2 separate regions of the Homo sapiens genome follow, and region 2 is linked to region 1. A link is a contact called in ENCODE Hi-C or POLR2A ChIA-PET data. All regions are on one chromosome and are shown on one strand. The core of a region is the stretch at or near the end of the contact, and the rest is flanking DNA. Distances in the headings are between cores, read along the strand shown.

Evidence for each region. A loop is a pair of places that touch in the nucleus more often than their neighbours do. ChIA-PET counts read pairs that join two places held with the same protein, here RNA polymerase II (POLR2A). Pooled maps may share reads with other maps.
Region 2: a pooled map shows a loop between it and region 1 (4-fold over the local background). The contact joins the promoter of DNAAF4-CCPG1 here to the promoter of RAB27A in region 1. A Hi-C loop is called at or near these places in 1 of 37 single-sample maps with no recorded cell type and 6 of 50 pooled maps. POLR2A ChIA-PET finds 5 or more read pairs at or near these places in 2 of 52 experiments (activated CD8-positive, alpha-beta memory T cell and activated naive CD4-positive, alpha-beta T cell).

Annotation. Positions count from the first base shown.
Region 1 is chr15:55,288,384-55,291,190 of GRCh38, forward strand. It overlaps RAB27A (RAB27A, member RAS oncogene family), which reads right to left and starts at 1,430. Exons shown (of 7, transcript NM_183235.3): 1 at 1,333-1,430. RefSeq lists a silencer at 1,118-1,647 and an enhancer at 1,748-1,897.
Region 2 is chr15:55,497,134-55,499,833 of GRCh38, forward strand. DNAAF4-CCPG1 (DNAAF4-CCPG1 readthrough (NMD candidate)) reads right to left here and starts at 1,451. Exons shown (of 16, transcript NR_037923.1): 1 at 1,074-1,451; 2 at 579-726. DNAAF4 (dynein axonemal assembly factor 4) reads right to left here. Exons shown (of 10, transcript NM_130810.4): 2 at 1,074-1,451; 3 at 579-726. The coding sequence starts at 1,196.

The DNA of each region.
Region 1 (2,807 bases), core at 180-2,679:
GGTAGCACACACCTGTAATTCCAGCTACTCTGGAGTCTGAAGCAAAAGAATCACTTCAACCCAGGAAGCGGAGGTTGCTGTGAGCCAAGATCATGCCACCGCATTCCTACCTGGGCGACAGAGTGAGACTCTGTCTCAAAAGAAAAAAAAGGAAAAATAGATTAAATATACTTCAACGAAATTAAAAATCAAGGCACGTCACAGAAATTAAGGAAGGAAGAAAAAAGGGAGGGAGGGAGGAAGAGAGAATGGTAGAAAGGAAGGAAGAAAAAAGTAGGAATGAAAACATAAAACAACATAAACCAACATAAAATACAGAAAATAATGATCCTCAGTCAAGTTCCTTCAGCATTATATTAACCTTTCTTCACTTCTAACCATCTGCAGAAACTGTTTTCCAGATTGTATTTTCCCTCTAAAGCAAGTTTTTAAGGCCGAAAAAAAAAAAAGAACAAGAACAGTGAGTGGAGAATCAACAAATTTAATTAGCAATGATTACAGAAAACTTAAATAGCACACACAACTCTATAATCCCTCTACCCCCAATTCCAACATCTGACTGATCAACCAACCATAAAATGTGAGAATCCATCCAGAAGGAAAGAACAGCTGTTAAGCTGTAGGGGTAAGGACCCTGTGGCAGAAGACCCTGAGGCCATGTGGGCCCAGGTGGCCAGCAGGAGCGGAAAGGCTGGGAAGGCTCCTCAGTCCAGGGCTCACAAGACTCCCTTCGCTTCAGGCCTGACTTTGCTGAACTGGTGATCTATTGGGACAGAGACAGGCTTTGGCAATAGTTACCAAAGCCTGTCATCATATCTGCACCACCACCAGTCCCGACCGGAGGGCCTGGCTGCCAGGTAGTTTTCAGTCTAACTGACAGGAGAAGAGAGAGCCCCTCCCTCGCAGCTAGTCTGCAGTCCAGACCCTCACCAACCGGAGGGCAACCAGGTTAAACAGTTAAACTGAAAGCAAAAGAGGGAGGAATGAACCGGGGGGCGTGCGGGAGGTCGGGGACTTTCCTCCTTTCCCTCCTGGAAAGTTTCCTACCCCTGATGGGCATCCTCCCACCTGGATGCAACCCGGAGGCGATCTGAGACCCTGGCCGGACCTGGGACCGCACCTGGCCAGCACCAGGCAGTTGTCATCACTGGGGTCTGCGCTGAGGGCCTGGGAGAGAAGCCACTCTTCAGGCGGGCTCGGGCGCCTGGAGGCGGGGAGGAAGGGCGGCGCACTCGGACCCCAGCCCTAGGACGGCCCCAGGGGGACGCCTCGCTCGGCCCTCCCGGAGGGACCGGACCCGCCGCGCGCCTCCCGCTCCTCAGGCCCCCTCACCTGGCTCGCCCCGCCGTCCTGTCCCCGCCTGGCTCGGGTCCTCGCGCGCCGCGTCCACCCGCCGCCGGCCTTTTTTGGGTCGTTGGCGGGTATTTTCCGCCTGGCCCCACATCACTTCCCGTAAAGGAGAGCGAGGTGGGGCGGGACCTTCTCTCCTCCACCTCCCGCCTTCTCCTGTCACCTCGGGAGCGGCCCCCGCCCGGCTGGCGGGGGGCGGGGTGCTGTCGCGCTCTCCCCGGCGGCCGCGCCTCCGAGGGGTCCTCTGTGAGCCCCGAAAAGGCCCCGCTCGCCTCCTTTGTCCCAACACTAGTTTCCGCTGCCCCATTCTGGAAGGCGCTACAAAATATAGGAGTGTTTTCGTTTTGGGACACAGGAGGGACATTTACAAACTGCACCAAGGACCGGTGCGCGGCGAGGTGTCGTTTGGGGACTCTCCCCTATTCACCTCCCCAAAAAGCCATGTTCTAAGGGTGTTTTCCACGGCATCAGTTCGCGGTCGCCACCGTAGCAGCCGGAGGTGCCGGGCGTACTCACGCCGGCCCCGCCCGAGGTTCCCGAGTCCGCGCGGCTCCTGAGGCGGCGTCCCAGGCCCGGCCCTGCCCCCGGCTTCCCGCCCCTGCGGCTCCTGGCTTAGGTCGGCCTGGACACGGCGTTTCCGGGGCAAGGGAATGCCCAGGATTCCTGGAAATAACATGGGAGAAAAATAAGTAAAAAATTTCGCAGGAAAAAAATCAATGTAATTCCGGGAGGAAATGGCAAACGGAGTCTCTGCTCACACTGTGTAATTCAAGAATATAAAACCACTGTAAATTTCTAAGAGTGTTAGAGCAATGAGTTTAAAAAGAAGAAAACTACAGTATGTTAAGGAACCGCCTCTGTCGGAAGAAACCTGCGCGCCTTTGCTGCCACCCAGCGGCTCTCTTCTCCCAGCGCCAACGGTGTCGCTCCGGCCTGCGGGGTAGTGAACCTGGGACTGCGTAGGGGGTCAGACCTCGTGGTTCCCACTCAGAGGCAGCCAAGTTCATCCCTCTCAGTGGCCAGGAGGTGTGAACAGCAGCCCTTGGGCCTGTCCCTATGGAGTCTAAGGCAAAGGCCCTTTGAACCAAATGTTTCCACTTCTAAGCAGAGTAAAATGTTGAGAAGCCTTAGTTCAGCTTCCCTTCTGCCTTCTAAGCCGTCTCGCTGACTTGTGTCTACCTCCACCGCAAATTCCAGCTGTCGCAGGCCCACCCGGTCAACTCCATCACCTTTCCAGTCTGTAGCTACTCACAGTTGGCATTACAGCAGTTAGCTTCTCAGGTGGGTCCAATTTACAAAATCACATATAGGATGAACCATATGAAATTACAAACAGTTGGCAATTTCATACATTTGATATAACATTTCCAGGCAAACATAACACAGTAAACTCGGGTTTAGAGATAACAAATGTCCTAACAGGTTGATAACTTCAAGAGCTCTTCCCGTGTGAGAGA
Region 2 (2,700 bases), core at 201-2,700, 210 kb after region 1:
TCCCTAAACTCTCAAATCTCACCGCTTGGGGGGTATTCACTTTTTTCCCTGTGATGCCCTCAAGCACTAATATTAAAAATTCATAAATTTCTATACATTTTCTTCTGTCAATCCTTCTGTTGTTAGTTTATTTTATAGACCCAGCTATTGAACCTTGGAGAGTAAAAGGAAAGTCTATCTGGCCGGGTGTGGTGGCTCGCACCCGTAATCCCAGCACTTTGGGAGGTCAAGGCGGGTGGATCACTTAATGACCGGTCAGGAGTGTGAGACCAGCCTGGCCAACATGGCAAAACGCTCTACCAAAAATACAAAAAAATTTAGCCGGGCGTGGTGGCGGACACCTATAATCCCAGCTACTTGAGAGGCTGAGGTAGGAGAATCCCTTGAACCCCGGGGGCAGAGGTTGCAGTAAGCCGAGATCATGTCACTGCACTCCAGCCTGGGCGACAGAGCAAGACTCTTAAAAAAAAAAAATCTATCTTCCCCTACACAATATAGGTGCTTCAAAATAAAATTTTTTAAAAGGTCTGAAACCGAAAAGGTACAACCAGATGAACATCTTTTAATAAAGAACTTACCACCCGTCACAGAAAGGGTCTCCCACATGGCCGCTTCTTTTTTATACAAGGTGAAGACAATGGTGTCATTCCCAATCTTTGCTTTGCTGCTCTCATCGTCTATGGGAGCATAAAGAAATGCCTCAAATAAAAATGGAGGAAAGTTGACCTATGCAGAAGGGTGAAAACAGAAACTAAGTTAGTTACACAAATTAAGCACGCGTATTAAGAAACACGTGAAAAAGGTAAAATAACTTTCTAAAAGGCCCACTAAATTTATGCCAGGTAGTGAAAGATTAGCAAGGCATATGAGGAAGCCCTGGATAAAAGTAGTCTCTGATCTGATTATCTGTCTACAGATGGTGTGTTACCTGTATGGGATTCATTTTTTTAATAGGATTAAAAATTTAGGACGTTTATCGGCAAAGATGAGCCTGTTGCTCGTGCCCAGCTGCGCTCTTGCAGAAGCTTCGGACCACACCCCCGGAGACCGGCAGGCAAGACTTGCATTCTTACCTTCAGATAGTTTTCCGTGCAGAACACGTCCGTGTCTCTGACGCACACGCCTTTGAGGGGCAGAGACAGAAAGACCGCAGTCTTCGTCTGCTGCCAGCTGTAATCGCTAACCTGAAGAGGCATTCCGGTAGCAACGGGAGCGGATAGCGCGGCTGGTTGCTTCTTGCGCCTGCTTGGTTGCTAGGGAAGCTGGGGTTACCATGCGCCAGCCCTTCCGGGTCAGGCCGGCCGGGAGCCCGGCGTTCCCAGCGTGCTCCGGCGCCAGCACCTCGCGGACTCCATGCGTGACTATCCAGGCGCCCAGACCAGAGAGTGATGCCGATTCTTGGGGTTACCTTACGATCTGAGCGAATGTTCAAAGAAGTAGACCCATACCCTCTGCTTGAGAAAAAAAAAAAAAAAAAAAAGCACTCTGTGGGTCGGGCGCGCTAGCTCACGCCTGTAATCCCAGAACTTTGGGAGGCCGAGGCGGGCGGATCACCTGAGGTTGGGAGTTCGAGACCAGCCTGACCAACATGGAGAAACCCCGCCTCTACTAAAAATACAAAATTAGCCGGGCGTGGTGGTGCATGCCTGTAATCTCAGCTACTCTGGAGGCTGAGGCTGAGGCAGCAGAATCGCTTGAACCCGGGAGGCAGGGGTCGCAGTGAGCCGAAATCGCGCCATTGCACTCCAGCCTGGGAAACAAGAGCGAAACTCCGTCTCAAAAAAAAAAAAAGAAAAGAAAAAGAAAGAAAGAAAAAAAAAAGCACTTCCAGCCTCATAATGCGATAATGCTAAGGAGGGCTGTGGGCATAAGGCTCGGGAAAGCAGCCCATGAGGAGCAGGTGCAATGCCCATACGCCCTTGGTGCAGTGTCTTGTCTGTTTATTCTGACTGAGGCTATTAAGAGTTAGCGCTAGTTGTTCTGTTTTGCAAATTTCTTGGTCATACAGACTGTGAACAAATGTGAACCTGAAAGAGCCAATCCGTCAACATCCAGAGCGGCTAACTGGGTCTAAATTTAAAATAGAGACACGTGGTCATTTACCTACTAGAGGTCACACATGGACTCTGCGTTCTCCCCAAACCCACACCTCTGTTGAGTGTTGGGTCTTATAGGGCTCACCTGCCTCAACCAATCAGGGCTCAGCTGTATCAACCAATCAGAACTAAGTGCGGTTCAATCGTTCATTTGTATAAACGAACCTGACTGGGAACCTGGGCAGAAACTTTTGCTGTAAAACCCAAACCCTCCCTTTGTTCTCTGGAATGCACCTTTGTTTTACACCTAAGGCTTCAACTCCCCAGTTTGCAAACTGTTCCCTGAAATAGTTGCTTTGCTCCAAATTCCTCTTCAGAAAACGTTTGTTCACAACACATACCAGGAGCTTGTCTAAAACTATTGTATCCTGCAAATCCTATTAACTGTAAGGCCGCCAAAAGCACCTATATAGGTTTTGCTCCAAAGTTTGAAAACTGAAGAGAAACCACCCTATGATTCATCTGACAAATGCTTTGCTACAAATCTGGAATAGGGTAAATTGGAATTACACTGACACATTCCGTAAGTGCTTAAGTAGAATCTGAACTTAAGTGCTGCAGAGAAGCTTGAAGATTATGTAGTCTTATTCTACATATTTAAGGA